3 separate regions of the Mus musculus genome follow, and regions 2 and 3 are each linked to region 1. The links are chromatin loops, found by intact Hi-C in ENCODE. Cell type or tissue: heart. All regions are shown on one strand. Links, peaks and the distances in the headings refer to the core of each region. The heading gives the core; the rest is flanking DNA.

Region 1 (6,340 bases), core at 895-5,894:
AGCAATAGATCTCCAGCATGGCCGCAGATCAGTCACCAGGCTTCAAAGCCCCTACTGCCCAGGCCCCACCTCTTTAAGTCAGGATCTCATTGGCCTTCATGGGGCTACCTGCCTCATTGCAAAGCTCTTGAGTTGAATGGTGGAGATCTGGGTGTTTTAGAAATCCTGCTCCATGTAGAGTCTGCTACCTAGTAACACACGTGTCTGTGTCTCAGTGGAGTCTCAGAACTTTCTGGACCACAATCCACATCTGAATGTTCACTCAAAATGGAGAAGTACGGGGTTGGAGGGGCAGAAAGTGGGCGGACTGTAACCACTCACAGTCCAGAGGCGCTCTCCTAAAAGCATGGATCCCCACAAGACAGCACCTGGGTCATGCTGCAGCCTGTCAGGGGACGTAGGAGTTGGAGACTGTGCCTGGCAGTCCCTTACAACCACAGGCAGTATAAGCTTCTCCTGAAAGGAGTATGGAGCTCAGAAAAAACACACAGATTCATCACGCTGACCATGGACAGTTTCAGAAGGGGCGAGTCCAGTTACCACTTATTAAATGCCTACTGGACACTGGGTACTGGGCCCAGACTTCCACAAACTCATGTAAACTTAATAATTTGTGAGGGGTTGGGGGGGTTGTAAAATGGCTCAGTGGGAAAAAAGCCCCGAGTTTCCATATCCAAAACCCCCTAGAGGGTAGATACACAGAAGAGGAAGGAGGAGGAAGAGGAAGAGGAAAAGGAAGAAAGGAGGAGGAGGAAGAGGAGGAGAAAGATTAGCCACCCATGTTTGTTGGAGTTTCTACTATGACCAAGAACAACTTGAAGAAGAAGGGTGTTATTTCAGCTTACAACTCTCCAGTCATACTCTGTCACTGAGTAAAGGCAGGGTACACACATAAGACAGAAACTGATGCAGAAACCATGGAAGAGCATTGTTTACTGACTTGCTCAGCCAGTTGCTTTCTTATAGCAACCAGGACCACATGCCCAGGGGTAGCAGCATCCATAGTGAGCTGGGCCCTCCTACATTGATCATCAGTCAAGAAAATACACCACAGGCTGGCCCACGGGCCCATTTCCCAGTTATGGTTCCTTCTTCCCATATGACTCTAGCATGTGTGAAGTTGACATAAAACTATTCAGAACACCAGATCAAAGTGTCAACAGCCCTAAGGCTGAGGACCCTGGGTTAGGCCAACTATTATACTTTCATTGCCCAAGACGGAATGCTTTTGAGATAGCCAAACCTGGACAGTAGATATACAGATGGAAGAGTTTCAGCAAGCTAGAGTAGTATATGGTTATTCTAGTTCCAGCATGCTGTCCAAACGGGAGGTCAGACCCTCATCACCACAGGTCAAGGATCAGAGGAACACACCCTCTACATATAACCAGTTACAGGATTACACAGACACAAGTTTTACTCCTTTTTGGTGCTACTGTAAATCCATGGTTCCTTTCCATGACATCATTAAAACCTACCCCAGTGCCAGTACCTAAGTGGGGGCTGCCTGGTTGTCCTTCCCACAGGCAGTGCTTGGGGATTGTGGCATGGCACCAGATTGCTGCCTCCCACCCCAATTAACTTGCCGAAGCCCTGACAAGCAGGAAGAGGCTGCTAAGGCTGAGGGGAGCAGAAGCCTCACGAGAGGCTCCACAGTTCGTTTTTCATCTCGCAAGAGCCAATTTCAAACTCGCCTCGGGTCATAAAAGAAATTAATTTGATTCTCTCAACCTTGCTCTGAGTGGACACATGTCCTCCGCTGCAGCATCTGCTCAATCCAGAAGGAAGGAACCGTCCCCTTGAAACGAGTCCCATTTCAGGGTTGAGCCAATATCGTTCGCCTGGAGTCTGGGAGCAGCTGCCCGGAATACTCTGGGCTCTGTTTTGCTGGTGAGTTTCTCAAAATAGTTCTCCTATCAAAGGCAAGATTCAAGTCATGGGAGGGCTGCTCTCAAGGACATGTCCTGGAAGAGATGGTCCTAGGCATACCACTCCCTACAGACATTAGCTCCAAGTATCTCCCGCATCAATAATCATAAACACGTTGAAGCTTGTGTGTGTGTTAGCCATGGTCCCTGAATTTACTCAGCTCCTGATAGTTAGACCCAATTGTGGTAGACACATTTAGGGTCAATCCACTTTGTGAACCTCTGGCCTTGAGTAGACGGGACCTGACATTTGCTTTGAAATGGCTAAGGCAATGGCATCCTGTTCTGACTCCATTTTGTGTTTGCTTTGATAATTCTCAGCCCTTTGCCCCACTCCTGCCTCGGTTATATCCGCCTCGGCAGCACATTTGAGATTTCCATGACCTTGACTCCTAGTATTTACAGAAGTATTTACAAAAATAATCACCAAGTTCGGTCTAAAATAACTGCTGCGCTCTGCCAGGAGTGAATGCTGGAGGATTACTCTGACCCTGGTGGAACTTTGATACATCTCTGTGGTTTTGCCTTTTAAAATGCTAAATCCCTGAAGTTGGGCACCAAGACATTTCTCAGAGACCAAGAGGATTGGAGACAAATAGGACGAGGAGACAAAACAGAACCACCAGTGACAAAATCAAACAACTACAACTACCTGGGTCAAACTTTCTTGTCATGCATTTAATCATTTACATTATTTACACAGTTGGCCAAACATTCACTCAGCAATCCCAAAACCAGATCTCTCATAAGAGGTATAACCAGAATACAGGGTAACCCTACTACTGGCATGCTAGTTTAGTGTAGGAGGACTAAATCAGGAAGAGGGCTTCCAAAAGAACTGGGTCTTCTTTGGACCTAAATCCCTGATCTGGAAAAGAAGCCCTTTCTTTGGGGTGTCTCCTTAGCCAGAAGTCTCCCCTTCCATCAACCGGAACTAGAAACCAGAAACAGAATTTAATTCAGTACCCAGAACTTAATTCAGTACTCTTGAGAGTGTTAAGAGGACTCTGTCTTCCTGTTTGGGAAAATATCTCTCCAGACTCACTGCGAGGAGGGCGGCCCTGGAAAATTTGTCAGGGCCGGCCCCCTCACTACCACCCCACCACCACCACCACCACCTCTGCCTGGCCAGGAATACGGCTCCTCACGGAGCCAGGGGAATCTCCCTGATACCTCCAATGTAATTATGTACCTGAGATAATTACTGACAACCACTCTGATTAAGCAAATTAGGAGTTCTGAGTCCTTAATTAATAGTCCTGTCCTCCCCTCTATCCACCCTTCCACCCTGCCTCCTGGCTCTTGCCTCCCCAGAAGAAAAGTGGAGCTAAAGCTGATTCTGCCGGGTTTTCCGCATTGTGCCACTAGGTGGCAGCCCCTACGTGCTTTTTTTTTTTTTTTTTTTTTTTTTTTGATCCTTGGAGAGTCTACGGCTGTTTGTTCTGGATTCTGCCACTAGGTGGCACTCAATCATTCGTCTTTTTGTTTTTTGTTTTTTGGGGTTGGGGTGGGGTGGAGTGGGATGGGGGGCGGGTAGTCTTTCCTCTCCAGGACAGAGGGAAATTCCAGCCATACCAATCCGATCCTGGAGTCAACTGTCCCTACTACACGTGGAGTTTCGATGAGTCCCACCAACAAGGGAGCTGTGGCAGGTGTTTAGTGGGGTCTTCTCTCATTTAACTTGGTCATAATAGAACTTCCTTTAGTCAATTAAGTTGAGGACCATCGACTCGAAATTCTCACCCCTTTGGTGTATGCGCTAAAAAAAAAATTTCTCCCAAGGAGCTGCGGAGGAATATGGGAAAAGAAAGGCTGCGCACTTACTTTGAGATTAACTGCTCCTCTTCTGAAGTGAAATGACCATCTACCAGTTCCCTGGACAACGCTATCGTGAAGGCAGTCTGGCTCAAGGTTTCATCGGCCCCCACGCGTCCTGATCAGGCAGCTTATATTGATCAGTGGGGCTCTAGTTTAAACCCACCTGTTCAGCTTAAACAGTTTGCTTCTAGGGATTATTCTGCTGTTCTGTGTTCAGTTGGAGCCTCCAGCTTGCCCCCTCACCCATCTCCCTATCCCTACCACCACCACCCCCAAGTCAGTAAACTCGATCCCTCCCTCTCTCCAACCCCCACTCCGGAAAGCCTCTGAGCAGAAGAAAGGCACCCAAGCCCAGTTCCTGACAGCTGTCCCAACCCCGCCCCTGAAGTCGCCAGCCACCTAAGCCCCCCTTCCCCCCCCCCAAAAGATGACCACAACAGGGCACAAGCCCAGCGTGTAGCAGACACGTGATTATCCTTCGCCTACAATCCATAAAAAACTTCCCTGTCACAGCCTGCCCAAGACTTTTTCCGGTCTCACCCACTGAGGCTGGCAAACTCGCATGGGAGTCGTTCCCAAATAAACCTGCCCTTTTTTACTTCTAATTCCGCTTGAATTGACTTATTTCCTTAGCTGAGAAAATCTACTAATTTGGTCTCTAAAAAATTCCTTGTCACTTGTCTCCCAACACCTATCCTGACACCTTAAGAAACCAAGGCTTTCCCCCCCCACCCCCCCACCCCCCACTCTCCCAAGCCCACCTCAGGCCATCTTCTCCGTGTCCTCTACCTCTTCCAGATTCACACACACACACACACACACACACACACACACACACACCTCAGGCCCCTCCTTCCCATCCTGTCCCACCCCACTCTATCCACCCCTGCCCCCACCCCTTCACCCACTTCCCCTTCTGGATCTATACACTCTTTTACTTCCCTCCTGGTGGAGACATCCAATTCCCCAACCTCCCCCTCCCACACCACCTTCTCCACCATTGGCTTTCCACTTGAGGTCCCACCATGCCCCAGACTCTACTCAGACCCCAGCTTCTGTTGTTCCATTGGTGGAGATGCTGTGCCCTCCTGGGGCACAGAGTAGCTATTTAGAGGAGGGTCATCGCCCTTTCCCGACCTCTGTTCTTTCCTCTACTTCAAATCTGTATAATTGGAAGACCCAGGACCCCCTCCCACCTTTTCTGGATAAGTCCCAGGCCTAATTGTCCTGCTGGATGCTGTTCTCTGCATCCATCGCCCCATTTGGAACGATTGCCAACAACTCCATCTGACCCTGTTTGCTTCCAAAAGGGGAAACATACTGGGGAAGAGGCAAGAAGGCTTTTTTTTTTTTTTTTTTTTTTTTTTTGGTAGTTGATGTTGAAGAGCTAGTCACTTTTGACACACCTTTCCCATCAAGGCGCCTGGATTGGGACCCTAATGCATATTCACGAACTTGTCTACAACTATTGGGGTTCTTTAGAACCCAGAAAAAATATTCCAAGCTGCTTTCTGAATTTACACCTCTTTTGATCCACTGTCTCTGGAAAATGCTAGGGCATTAGATTTGGCCTTTGTCATTCAGTCAACTCCAGACATCAGTACAAACTCCAAAGGCTAGCAAGCTTTGTAGGGATGGATACGTCTCAGCTCATCGAAGTGTCCAGATAACCAGGACACTGAGAGGCAGGCAGGCTGCCTTGGATGCTGACCGACCATGGGCTGGCAGGCAGCATATGTGCTGGCTGCCTTCCAGTCAGCTCATTTGAGACTCTACTGCTCATGTCCAACGGAGGAGCCTCAAAAACAAAAAGATGGAAAGAACCACACTGGAAAGGGGTCAATGTGCACATTGTAAGGAAAGGAGACGTTGGAAGAACGGCCAAACTATCCCAAAGCAATGGCCCAACCACAAGGGTATTACAGGAAGAGAATCAGAAGGAAGGCTCCAAGAACCCATGGCCACTACTTTTATAGATGCTGGGGCAGACATTTCTGGTTTTAAAAATCCAATGGGGCTACCTACTACTACAAAGATGCCAGTACACAGTACACAATACTACTACAGAGATGTAACAACACAACACCATTAAAGGTGATCACCTTGGACCTAAAAGAGCGGTCAGTCTGGGCCACAGACAGGTGACCTGTTCCTTCCTGGTGGCTCCAGACTGCCCTTTCCCACTTTTAAGCTGAGAGCTTCTAGGTGCCACCATCTCCTTTACTCCTCAAGAAACTGAGATGCCCTTTGTGCCAGCCTTCCGATTCAGCTATGGCTGCCCTGGAACAGATTCCCAGACCTTTGTACAACTGACACCATGATCAAAGTCCTCTTCAGGCCATGAAACTCAGCACATAGACGCTGTGAAACTGGGAAGCCACATTGTAGTTAAAGAGCCGAACTGTTCCATCTCCATCCCTTACAAGAATAAGTTTCTGTTTCCTGAACCTAATGTACCCTGAAAATCATGCTTTTCAACCTATACTGAACTCAGGACCCCAGGATGTGTGATTGGCCTTTGCCTTACAAAATATGGTTTCAAGAAACCTTAATCTATACCCATGACCGCCTCTACCCCACACTACATAACTCCC
Region 2 (6,340 bases), core at 647-5,646, 77 kb after region 1:
GACCGTACTGCCTCCACCTTCTAGGTGCTGAGATATAGGCACACATGACAGCACATGGACTGTATGTCCTTTATATTTATTTGTGTTACTGGAGACCAAACATAGGTAGGACCCTGCACATGACCATGGGGTATTCCTGAGCTACACTCCCCACTTCCCTTTTTGCCACTGCCACTCTCTTTTCACTTTCTACTTTGACAAGGTTTTACCAATTTGCCCAGGGTGGCCCCGAACTCATTCTATAGCTCAGGGATAGCCTTGAATTTAGAGCAGTGTTCCTATCTCAGTCTCTGGAGAGTACCTGGGCCAATAGATTTACATCACTATTTGAGTTTCTTCTATAGATGGAGAGTAGAGGTGGCTGAACAATGCATAGGCCAGAGAAGACATGGGTGTCCTATCTCTTTAGACAGGGTCTTTGAACTTGGAGCTAGTCTGGCTGACCGCAAATCCCAGCAGTCCACCTCCTCTGCCCCTCCTCCAGCTGCAGGGTTACAGGTGTGTGTGACCACGCCTGACTTTTCACGTGGATTCTGCAGATTTGAACTCCAGTTCTCACACTTGCACACCAAACATTCTGACCCCCTGAGCTATCCTCCCAGGCCCCAGCTTCTTTTATAATAGCAATAAAATATTGGAGGACAGGTCCAGTGGCTTATGCTTGTAATCCCAGCCTTCAGGAGACCAAGGCAGGAAGGCTATTTCAAGGGTGAGGTTGAAACAGTCTCAGAAAACAAAAACATGATGGTGCATGCCTGTGATCACAGCACATGGGAGGTGAGGCAGGGAAATCTGTTAAGGCCATCCTTGGCTACATGAGACACTGCTTCAAACAACAGTCATGAAAATGTATCTATACAGTGTAACAGCTGGCTTTCCTACTTACACCCCAGTTACTGAAATAACGACCCCTAGATTAAATTATTAATGAAGAAATGCCTAGATACGCTTGATCTTATTCCCCAGCTAGCTTATAACTTAATTAACCTGTTTATTCTATTCTATGAATGCTACATGGCTAGTTATCTCTCTCAGTTTTTTTTATGCATCTGTCTCCTCAGATTTCCGGGCAAATCTGTTCCTGCACCTAACTCTATCCTGGAGTCCTCTCTTCCTACAAGAATTCCCACCGATTACTTCCTTATGCTAATAGGCCATCAGTTTTTTATTGACTGGTGATGCTTCCACACTGTACACAAGAGAGTCGCTCTACAGTAAAGACAGCTCAGTGGGTCCTTTAATTTAATCTTAAAATGTACCTATGTTTTAAATTTTCAGTGGTGATTTTATTTTTTTTTAAGATTTATTTATGTATATGAATGAGTATACTGTTGCTGTCTTCAGACACACCAGAAGAGGGCATCAGATCTCATTACAGATGGCTGTGAGCCACCATGTGGTTGCTGGGAATTGAACTCAGGACCTCTGGAAGAGCAGTCAGTGCTCTTAACCGCTGAGTCTCTCCAGCCAGTGGTGATTTTATATTTAGCAAACGTATACTTTTTAAAAGATTTCTAATTTGAGGGCTAGAGAGATGACTCAGCAGTTCGGAACACTGGCCACTCTTGCAAAGGACCCAGATTTGGTCCCTAGAATGCACATGGTGGCTCACAATTGTCTATAAGTTCAATTCCAGGAAATTGGATACCCATTTTCCACCTCCTCAGGCACCAAGTATGCACAGGGTATACATGTATGTATATATACAGGCACAGATACACATAAAAAATAAATCCTTTTTTTTAAAAGATTTCTAATTTTACACAGTATGATCATAAAAAAGATAAATTGCTAGAACGTTTTCCAAGGAGACAAGGAACTATTATTTTATAGTGACACTTTATATCAAGCATGAATACTGTAAAATTACACAAACAAACATAATGAGGAATGACAGTTAAAGCAGGACCCAATGGGACAGAGCTTCTAGAACCTCATGTCCCTGTAAAGTTGGCCTTGTTACCTCCCAGCTATCAGGCTCCAGGAATTCTTTCTTCTCTGTAGCTCTCAGGAATTCCTCCAGAGTCACCAATCGGTCTTTGTTGTTATCAATCTGATTAGAGGGAAATACAAAGGCAACATAAATAAATCTTCCATATTTTTAAGGTATAAATCTTAGGAATGCTACTTTGTAAATATTCAGCTAATTATTATTATTATTAGGAACAGGTTAACATAAACAGAAACAGGAAGGAAAATGAAGAAAAGTATTCCATTTTCATAGAATAAAGAAAAACATCTTCCTCTTCTATCAGAATTAAAACTTGAAAATGCAAGCTATCCATCTACCTGATATGCTCAAGACCAGCACACTGGCTAGTTAGGTTGTTATGGCCAGTGCCTTCACCACAATAAATATAATCCAGCTAGACCCAAGTGCTTAGACAAGAAAAATCCACCTCTCAGGAACAGCTGTAAAGGCCAAGAATAAAGCAGGTGAGGTTAAGATGCTCAACCTACTGGTTGCTCAGGCATGGGGATATGCTTTCCAAGACAGGGCCTCGGTATGTATGGATCTGGCTATGAAGACCAGTTTGGCCTGACGACCTAGTGGTTCTTCTGTCTCTGCCTATCAAGTGCTGAGATTAGAGGCATGCGTGGTGGTCTAAAGAAGAATGGTTCCCATAGGCTCATATATTTGAAAGCTTTGTCACAGGGATGGCAACAGTGGCACTATCTGAGAAGGATTAAGAGGCGTGGCTATGTTGGAGTGGATGTGGCCTTGCTGGAGGAAGTGTGTCACTGGAAGTGGGCTTTGAGGACTCAAAAACTCAAGCCAGGCCCAGTGTCTCACTCTTTCTGTCTGCAGATCATGATGTAGCTTTCAATTACTTCTCCCACACCATGTCTGCCATATGTGTCATTATGCTCTCTGCCATGATCATTCATTCGTGTGTCTGTGTGTGTGTGTGTGTGTGTGAGAGAGAGAGAGAGAGAGAGAGAGAGAGAGAGAGAGAATTGTCTTGGCCATGGTGTCTCTTCAAAGTAACAGAGCAATGACTAAGACAGTGTGTATGTACCACCACACCTGACCTGCCTGATTCAATTCTTTTTTAAGAAATATATCTAAACCATACTACAAATATATCTAAGCAGAAGTCAGTGGCCTCTCTAAGTCCTCTTCAATGCACAGTGTACAGTTCTTGGCAAACTCAATTACAATGGTGAACTTTAATGACCAAACAAATTCATTTGACACTGGGGCTATAAGACAGGGTCTCATTGGCAGTCCAGGCTAACCTCTACTCTACAGAGGCCCCAGTTCAGCACTGAAAGAGCAATATTCCCAAGGAAACCACTGAAGCCAAACAGCAGCTACCCTGGGGCTGGAGAGAAGGCATAGCACTTGAGAACATTTACTGTACTTGAAGAAGACTGGGGTTCAATTCCCAGAACCCTCTTGGTGGTCACAAGTTCCTGTACTTCTACTTCCGGTCTATAGAGCACATGCGCTGATAGAGGGTGTTGTGGTCACCCAAGGAATGGACGAGAGCATGAAGGTGACCATGGCCAAGGACAGGCCCAGCCACTGCCATATTCATACTGGGGATTCCAGGGACTTGAAGAAGATGGTGTGGATTGTACCAGCGTGCTAACAGCCAAGTGCTATGAGGTCACACTGCATTGGCCAGCACTGCACTGGCCACATAGATTATGGAGAAAATAAAAGATCATGTCTGCCCTCTAGTGGAGGGAGTGATCCAGTACAGAGATGAAACCAGACCCAAGAGACACAGCAGGAGTCTTTGAAGAGAGAGACCAGTATTCTTCCTGTATGAAGGAAAGGGCTTTCAACAGGAGCAGTAGCCATGATGCAAGCACATAGCAGATGCAAGGCAAAATGAACGGGCAGAAAGGAAGAGGGCCTGGAGGATTTGGTGGGAAAGATGGGTTGGTTGTTCCTCTGTAAAGCACTAGAAGACAGGGAAGAAGAAGAGGGGCATTTTGAGGTTTTAAGAACAAAGAATAGGAATGGGGGAATTAATGGACCAGGCAGGGATTAGCATGTCCAGACAGAGGACCTCTTAGTGATCTGGGGTCCCAGCCTGGATTTAGTGAGCCAGTTAGCATGCTTTTGTGTTAGTCTCCATCACGTGTCTCTGCTCCTGTACGGGAGCAGGCGGGTGGGTGGGGGTGCACAGCAGGGTCACACACTAGAACAAACACTGTGCCGAGGCACCTGTCCTGCTCACACCTGCCAGGCACTTAACGACAGTACCTCACAGGGTGCTGTTTCTAGAATCCCAAGTCATGGGAGAAAGAAAAACTCACTCACAAGGAAAGTTTTTTTAAAAGTCAGTTGCTCTAAAAGACAGAAATTCAAATTTTAGGTCTCTGTGATGGTTTGTGTTGTTACTGCAATTACTGCTCCAATCCTATAACCAACAGGGTTCTACATCCCTGCCTTCAGCTCAGCAAGTGCTGCTGAGATAGCCTGTGAGAGGTGCCATTCTCTCCTCACTGACTGGAAACACTTCAGGCAGTGGGAAGTGAGCAGACATGGGCCTTGGCACAGCTGGGCATCGGTCTTACACTCCATGATCGGGCCTTGAGCTGCTCATGTTCCTTATGTCATCCAGTGAGGGATCGCTCCTGAAGCCTGGGAATATAGGACACGGAAGAGCCAAAGCACGCTAGGCACAAGCTCAGCTGAGCCAGCCCTACCTTCTTGTACCCTTGAAGCACATGGAAGGCAAACAAGATGTAAATACTTGTTGTCATAATTATTAAAGTAACAGAACTCGGAAGACTTCTTAGCATAGGCTAAGTATCCATTATCCAAAATGTGGGGGACCAGAAGTGGTTTTAAATTTTAGATTTGTTTTAATTAATTAATTCTGGATTTGATCTCAGCACATGAGAGGCACTTGCAGGAGGATCTCTGTGAGTTTGAGACCAGTCTGGTCTACAAAGAGAGTTCTGGGACACCAGAGCTACACAAAGAAACCCTGTTTCAAACCTTACCCCGCCTCCATGCCAAAAAATTTTGAGATATTTGCAAAAACATAATGAGGTATCTTGGGATGGAACCAATTAAATAGGAAGTGGAACTATTAGCCTTGTTGGCTAGGTGTGGCTTTGTATGAGGAAGTGCATCACTAGGGGTGGGCTTTGAGGTCTCAGACGCTCCAGTCTAGCCAGTGCGTCACTGTCACTTCCTGTTGCCTGCAAATCCAGATGTAGAACTGTCAGATTCTCCAGCACCGTGTCTGCCTGCACACTACCAAGATGATAATGGACTAAACCTTTGAACTGTAGATCAACCCCAAGTAAATGTTTTCCTTTATAAGAGTTGCCTTGGTCATGGTGTCTCTTCACAGCAATAGAAACTCTAATAAGGACAGACCCCAAAATAAAATCAATTTATGGTTCATGTATACAACTTATACATATAGCTTGAAGGCAATGTTATACAATAAATAATTTTGTGCAAGAAACATGAAAAATTCATGGTATAGGCTTTCCCACATCTTGCATATTTATCAGTGATCAAAAAGTATTGAATTTTGGAGCATTTTGGGTTTCTGACAAGGGCTTTCCAACTCATAAAAGCTTATCTACATTTAAAAAATATTAACTATACATCATTGTTTTTTCACTACCCCAAATGTTTATTGCTAATATATAGTAGCAGCATTGCCTTATAAAATATTTAAAGTAGCCACAAATTATTTTGTTAAGGAAATCTAGTATAATACTGTGGTCACAAATACAAAATCCAATTAAATACTTATTTGGGGGGTTGGAGAGATGACTCAGTGACTAAAGGCACTTGCTGCTCTTGCAGAGGACACAGGTTCAGTTCCCAGTAGCCACATGGGCTCTCACAACTGTCTTTAATTCCGATTCCAGGAGGTAAGCAGTGTTCTTTTGTCCTTCTCAGGTACCAGGCAGGCACAAATGCACATATGTACATATAGGCAAACACTCATGCACATAAAATGAATAAATCTAAGGAAATACTGACTGCCTGTTTATTCCTCCATCTTGTGATACAAATTACTGCAAGAACTTGACTAATGGAAGACTGGGGCACGCTTTAACCTTACAGCATACCTCACTCATGACGTGTTCTCTCATCCTGAGCCTCTCCTCTTCCATTTCTATCATATCGTCCTCTGCATTTTGTGGGTTATACACTTTCTCCAACTGAAAAAAGAAAATGAGAAGACCTAACATTAAAGAAGATGGGGTGACCGAGGAGAACAAGGCAGACCCAACCGCCTGAGGATGTAACGACCACTTACCTCTCTTGTGAATAGTGCTTCTAATTCTTGTTCATCCAGGAATCCATCGTTGTTAACATCTAAAGTTCAATAGTTACAAATGCAAAAGCAGA
Region 3 (6,340 bases), core at 647-5,646, 150 kb after region 1:
CATAAGTGTATACACAAAGGGCTAAAGGGAGCAAAGCTACCAGTTGCAAGGAGCCAGAAATGAAAATGCCAGCCAAGCATTATTTGTAATAATATAAGAGAAAATGAAGCCAGAGAAAGCCCTGACTTCCCTGTGAATCTTTCTCTGCAAGAATGTCCCATGGAACATCAAGGGTCAGGGGATCAGCAGAGGCATTCAAGAGTTTGCAGAGTGTTGTTTTGCTGCCAAGGCACCCCTGAGAAAAAGGCTCTCACAGTTTTTGAGGACCCTGGAAGGGGAAGTTTTGGGTAAAGAGCCAGGAGTGGAAAAGTACTAAATCCAATGGGGAAGTACTAAGTTAACTAAGCCAGGGCAGATCAAATTATCTCTAGAATTCCCTCTTCCCTGGTCCCTCCAAAAAGGAGGTCTCCGCAGAGGCCCTTAAAGAGAGCGCCATAGAACCTTAGAATGAAGGCTCACAGTCTAGGAATGCAGACATGCTTAAGATCGCAGCCAGGCAGGAAGCCTGAGACCTGAGTCTTTGTCAGGAGCTCCCTCTGGGCAACCACAACTTATGCGTATGCAAGGCAGGGGAAGGGAAGGACACATTCCGTTGTGACACCTGCCAGATAAAGCTTGTGCAATGGCCTCGAATCATGCCTGAGAAATCACACGGGTAGATCACCAACAGCCCGGTAGGAAAATGGTCAAACATTGTCATAGAGTGGATAGAGAAAATGAAATGGAAATTACTTTTTTTAAATACATTAATTAAAATGAATACATAAAAAGTTAATTATTTTGTGTTTGGTGTGGATACACATGAAGCAGGTGTGAAGAAGTCAAAAGACTGCGTGTGGAGTCTGTTCTCTCACTTTACTATGTGGTCCCACAACAATGCAGGCCAGCAGGCTTGGAAGCAAGTACCTATATGGACTGAGCCATCTCATTTTGTTTTGTTTGAGACTGGATCTCATATATGTCAGGCTGGTCTCAAACTTACTGTGTAGCTGATAGTAACCTTGAACTCCTGATCCTCCTGCCTCAATCTCCCAAGAGCTAAGGTCACAGGTGTGCAGAGCCATGTCTATCTAGTGTGGCATTCTCTCATATCGTACAAGAGTATATATTCAGTATTGGCTCTGCAGGATGTAGGTTTAAAATCTACTAAAATTACATCCAGAACTGTATCTCTGTTCAGCAAACATATTCTAGAAAAAATGTCTTGCAGATAGCTTTCACATGTAAAAAATAACTAAATAACAGATCTATCACAGTCTTTAGTCATTGCTATCCATTGTATCAAGAGTGAGCAATCAGAAGCCACCTTTATAGCAAGCTACAGTTTAAACTACACATGGCATGCCCATACTCAAATACTCTGCCTTCATTCAGAAGCTATGTCCTTAAGTTTTCAAAGCAAATGCTACTGTGTGTAGCTGACCACTGTCTGAGTGATAATAGGGAGATCACAAACGTGTGGTGGTGTTGCTTATAAAACATACGTAAGAAACTAGAGATGGACTTTTGGAGTCGGAATAAAGTATCAACTGAAGCATAAAACAACTGTTCACTCTTTTTGACCTTTTTCATTCTGAACCATTAGGGGGGAGAACCCACAAAGCTGAGTGTGACCCCGCACATCTATAATGCCAGTGTGCAGGAAGCTGAAGCAGGAGGATTGCTGTGCTGACATAGTAAGTACTAAGTCACCCAGACCTACACACCAATAAGACAAAACAGAGCCCAGCATCTGTAATCCCTGAAGCACAGCAGGAAGTGAGGCAGAGGTACTGTAGCAGGTTTTAGAAGAGCCTGGGCCACACCGTGAGTTCAAGAACAGCTTGGGCTATAGCAGAAGACCTGTCTCAAAACTGATAAATTTCCTTTGAAAGTTTTTTGTTTGTGTTTTCTTACCACTCATTTATTAATTCAACAATCATTCCATTACCAACACCAACATGCTTGATACTCTCTCCATGGCCCAAGGGACAGTGCAGAAGAAGGAATGGAAAGACCTGGAGAGTCAGAAAGGGAGGAGAGCTGTGAAATGTGATTTCTGGATATGACATTGCTACTGCAATCATGAGCCCATCTCAACTGTGCTTGCCCACACAAGACAGATAAGGATGGTGAGCCAGGGGGTCTTAGTTAGGGCTTCTATTTGCTGGGATGAAACACCATGACCAAAGCAACTTGAGGAGAAAAGGGCTTATTCATCTCACAGTCCATTGAGGGAAACCACAACAGGAACTCAAACTGGTCAGGAACTTGGAAGCAGGAGCTGATACAGAGGCCGTGGAGGAGTACTTACTGTTGCTGGTGTGCTCCTCATGGCTTGCACAATCTGCTTTTTTATAGAACCCAGGACCACCAGCCCAAGGGTGGCCCTACCCACAGTGGGCTGCCCCCCAACCCCCATGGCAATCTTTAATTCAGAAACTGCCTTACAGGCTTGTGTGTTTTATAGCTCTATCTTCTGGAGGCATTTTTCTCAATTGGTGGCCCCTCCTCTTAGATGATTATGTGTCAAGTTGACATAAAACTAGCCAGTACATAGGAGAAGCCTCCAGGGGACATAAATTACCATGACGATCTTGCTCTTGTAGATGAGTAGTTTCAGAGCTGTCCATCGCTTTACTGGGAATAGGGAAGGGAAGTTAAACAGGGAGCTGCAGTGGCTTAATGGTTACTGTCCCCCGAAGGCTCTCATAGTTATGTGAACACTTGGTCCCACCTGGTGGTGCTAATTGGGAAGGTTATGGGACTTTTAGGACATGGGACCTTCCTGGAAGAAGTACATAACTAGAAGTGGGCTTTGAGGGTCTATATCCCTGCTTCCAGATGTCTCTCTAATTCCCGTGTGCAGTCTAGAGGTGGTCTCTCAGCTTCCTGCTCAGCGCACCTGCAGCTATGCCTTCCCCACCATTACAGAGTCTCATTCTGGAACCATAAGTCAAAATAAACCTAAGTTGCCTTTGGTCGTGGTGTCTTATAACAGCAACAGAGAGAAATTAATATAGGGGCTAGACAGTCCAGTGGCTAAGAGCACAGGCTGCTCTTGTATTGGATCTGAATTTGGTTCCAAGAACACGTTTCGTGAGGTTCACAACTACCTGTAACTCCAGCTTTGACGCTATCTTCCAGTCTCCCTAAGAACCTCTCCTCCTATGCACATATCCACATGCAGACACATACATATGCATAATTCAAAATACAACTACAATTTTTTTTTGAGACAAGATCTTACTATGTGGCCCTGACTGGCCTGGAATTCACTGTATATAGAACTCATAGAGATCTGCCCAGCCTCTGCCTCCCTAATGCTAGGATTAAAGACAAGTGTACCACCATGCCTGCCTCTACAGTAAAATCTTAAGGGAAAAACAAACAAACAAACTAACAAACAAACAAATACAAAAGCCCTTGGAATAATGAGGATTAGATGTCAAGACACAGGAAACAAGAAACAGGACATGTCACTTATGTGACTCCCAGTTCCCCTTTTTACCTCTGTGACCACCAGCAAAGCACACCACAGAGTCATGTGACCCCTGCACCCAGCACCTTTTGTTGTTTCGTTTCTTGGTGTTGGTTTTTATTCATTTTCTCAATGCACACTGACCTGGCTCCCCCTGCTGGATAGAAAACAGTAAAAACTATGCATCACTTTATAAACCAACCCATAGTATAGTGGTAAAATAAAACCCGTGGTGCCACTGAGACTCTTACCAGAGATGACATAGTGCGACATGGTTGTGATTGTGACACTCTGAAATCTCTGTGGTGACTGGCTACATAACAATCAAATTACCTCATGTATTTGGAAGCAGAGGTGTGGCTTTGAAATCCAAGTCCAGGACTCTAGACCAGGAAACTCAGAGCATAAGTCCAGCCCTGGTGCTAGCTATAAAAGGAAGTGTCCTGAGAGTTTGGCTGTGTTGTCTCTTGACTCGTTTTTATGTTAACATCTGCATCATGGGCATTAGTATGCTGCCAGCTCCTCATTGCCATTGAATTCCTTGAGTCCAGTCAGTTACCACTGGAGGCTGGAGAATCTATATACTACTGCATATTTTCCTTCCACAATTTAGGGGTGCATGAGGGGATGTGGAGGCTGCCTATGTTGTTTAGCATGGAGCCTGAGTTACTGTGAACTCTCAACCAATACTCCACCATTTTCCTATTCACTACTGAATCTATTAGGGACTCAAGGTCATTTTCAAGCCTAATAGATGACGTTTATAGATGGTTAGCCTCCACTGGATTGTCCATAACATGAGAAGCACAAAATCTTATTTATGTTTCATCCCAATTTCTTACCAGTAGGTCTAGCACACAAATCCTCGTGTTCTCAAGGAAACTCATTCTCTTCTTTAAAAAATTTAAAGTATGAGTGTGTGTGTGTGTGTATACATGTATACATATGTGTGCAAATGCTTGTGCCATAATGTGTGTGTGGGTCAGTTATCTTCTCTGTGAGTAGAAAGCTAGCCTAGTCTACAGAGCAAGTTCCAGGACAGCCAAGACTACACAGAGAATCCCTGTTTTGAAAGAACAAACAAAAATGCCCAGTGTGGTGGCTTGTGAATGTAATTCCAGTGCTGGCAAAGCAGACACATGCAGATCTCTGGGGTTTGCCAGCCAACCTAGCCAAATGTGAGATCTCTGGGCCAATGAACAATGTAGATGGCACATGGGGACACACGCAGGTACACACGTGCACTCACACGCACACAAAATGCACATGGGTATGCATTTGAAGTGTGTGGTGAAGCTAGGTATGGGGGTATGAGCCTGTAATTGCAGCATGTGGTAGGTGGAGGCAGGAGGATCAAGAATTCAAGACTAGTCTTACTATACAGAAAATCTGAGGCCAGCTTAGGTTACACGGTCCTTATCTCATAACAACAACAAAAAAAAAAAAATAGGAGGAGGAAAATATACTTCCTATGACTCAAAATCACTGGTTCCCATTTTGCCTAATTGACGATTCCTGCCCAGATGAGAAAGGTTAGCTCTGTTCTGCTGCCTGTTCTGTGCCCTTTCTTGCCCTTGGAGTGGGGAAGCAAAGACTTTGGGAAGCCTTCAAATTCAACTTACAAAGTACAGATTCACAAAGAAAAAGAAAGTCTGTATGCACAGCATGTGCACATGCAGAAATGCCCAGCGGTGAGCCTCGCAGGAGGGTGGTGGATCTCTGTGGGCTTGACCCTGTCTCCAAAACATGGTGGAGAGTCAGGAGAGTGCTAAAAGGCTGCCAAGGAAAGAACATTCCAGCATTCCAAGCAGAGCAGCAAGTGTGGAAGTCGTTGGAAGATTTGGCAATACAGAGCGGAAGGAGTGGAAAATAACTTAGAAAGAGGCGGGGAGGGGGCGCCCCATGGGTGAAGGAATGTTAGAATCTATACAAACATGAATTCCAACATCAAACTGATTTCTATGAGGCACTCAGTAATAGTATTTGAGACAGCTCTAGCTCTGTGTCTTTGTTTAGAAGACTCCAACAGTTTACATGGAATAAATCAATTGGTTCAAGTAATTGGGGTGGAAGTGAGAAGATAAGCAGAAGTGGGGTACATAGATGCTAGCCATTGTGATATAGGCAAGCAGTCCTATGCAATAGCTAGACCTGGGCTGTATCCCATTCTGATCTTCCAGGGGGTGGGTAAAAATGGAAAAACCCCAACAATAACGAAAGTCAGTGAACCCGTGACAACAATGAAGTCATTCTTAGGGGAAATATAGCTTCCTGGTAATAAGACCTGAGAGAAATGGTCCCTAGTTATGAGTCACTCTGACACAATGGCCAAAGTCTCAAGAACATGCCTGTAATAAACACTACACTAATAGAACACGTTCAGTTCCAGAAGTGAATAGTACGAGATTCCAAGGGCCAACTAATTTCATGCTACATATGAGGAATGGTATTCTGAATACCAAGCAAAGTTCCTGGGTTAGCTCTCCCTTTGAGGAACCATCAAGAAATATTGAATAAACTACAGTAGAGAATCTGATCTGAGAGAGAGAGAGAGAGAGAGAGAGAGAGAGAGAGAGAGAATGCAGATGATTCTTGCTTTTAAATAACCATTGGCTCGACAGTCCATGGAGCTGAAGGTAGGATGACAATCCCTCAGACCCATGGCAAGCCTACCTGTATGTAACTAGAAAGAAAGACCATTCTACTGCCATTTAGACATGAGTATAAACAGTTTATAAGTACGGCTAGGTATGGTGGCTTACTAGAGGTGTGAAAAAAAACTGAATGGCAATATGACATTAGTTAAGCATGTGGTACATGCAGGTAATCCCAGTAACCAGGCAGCAGAGACTGGGGGATTGCCGTAAGCTCAAAGCCAGT

The links. Peaks named below come from ENCODE experiments on the same cell type or tissue, not always from the same donor. Only the 100,000 strongest peaks of a DNase experiment are listed, where the experiment ranks them.
Region 2: a loop joins it to region 1, with 10 times the contacts of the local background. A loop is called at or near these places in 29 of 42 quality-filtered maps.
Region 3: a loop joins it to region 1, with 10 times the contacts of the local background. A loop is called at or near these places in 25 of 42 quality-filtered maps.

What each region holds. Positions count from the first base shown.
Region 1 is chr7:116,605,593-116,611,932 of GRCm38, reverse strand. No RefSeq gene overlaps it. Among named protein-coding and RNA genes, the nearest start is that of Gm46018, 49 kb to the left of the region's middle. In heart, for the core only: a CTCF peak has its summit at 3,278 (motif pointing right); DNase peaks (open chromatin) are centred at 1,862 and 4,062; H3K4me3 peaks cover 987 bases; H3K27ac peaks cover 996 bases.
Region 2 is chr7:116,528,785-116,535,124 of GRCm38, reverse strand. It overlaps Nucb2 (nucleobindin 2), which reads right to left. Exons shown (of 14, transcript NM_001130479.2): 9 at 6,249-6,307; 10 at 6,058-6,150; 11 at 1,964-2,053. Among named protein-coding and RNA genes, the nearest start is that of Nucb2, 28 kb to the right of the region's middle. In heart, for the core only: a CTCF peak has its summit at 3,696 (motif pointing left); no DNase peak of the experiment used is centred there.
Region 3 is chr7:116,456,538-116,462,877 of GRCm38, reverse strand. No RefSeq gene overlaps it. Among named protein-coding and RNA genes, the nearest start is that of Pik3c2a, 16 kb to the right of the region's middle. In heart, for the core only: a CTCF peak has its summit at 3,623 (motif pointing left); a DNase peak (open chromatin) is centred at 5,257.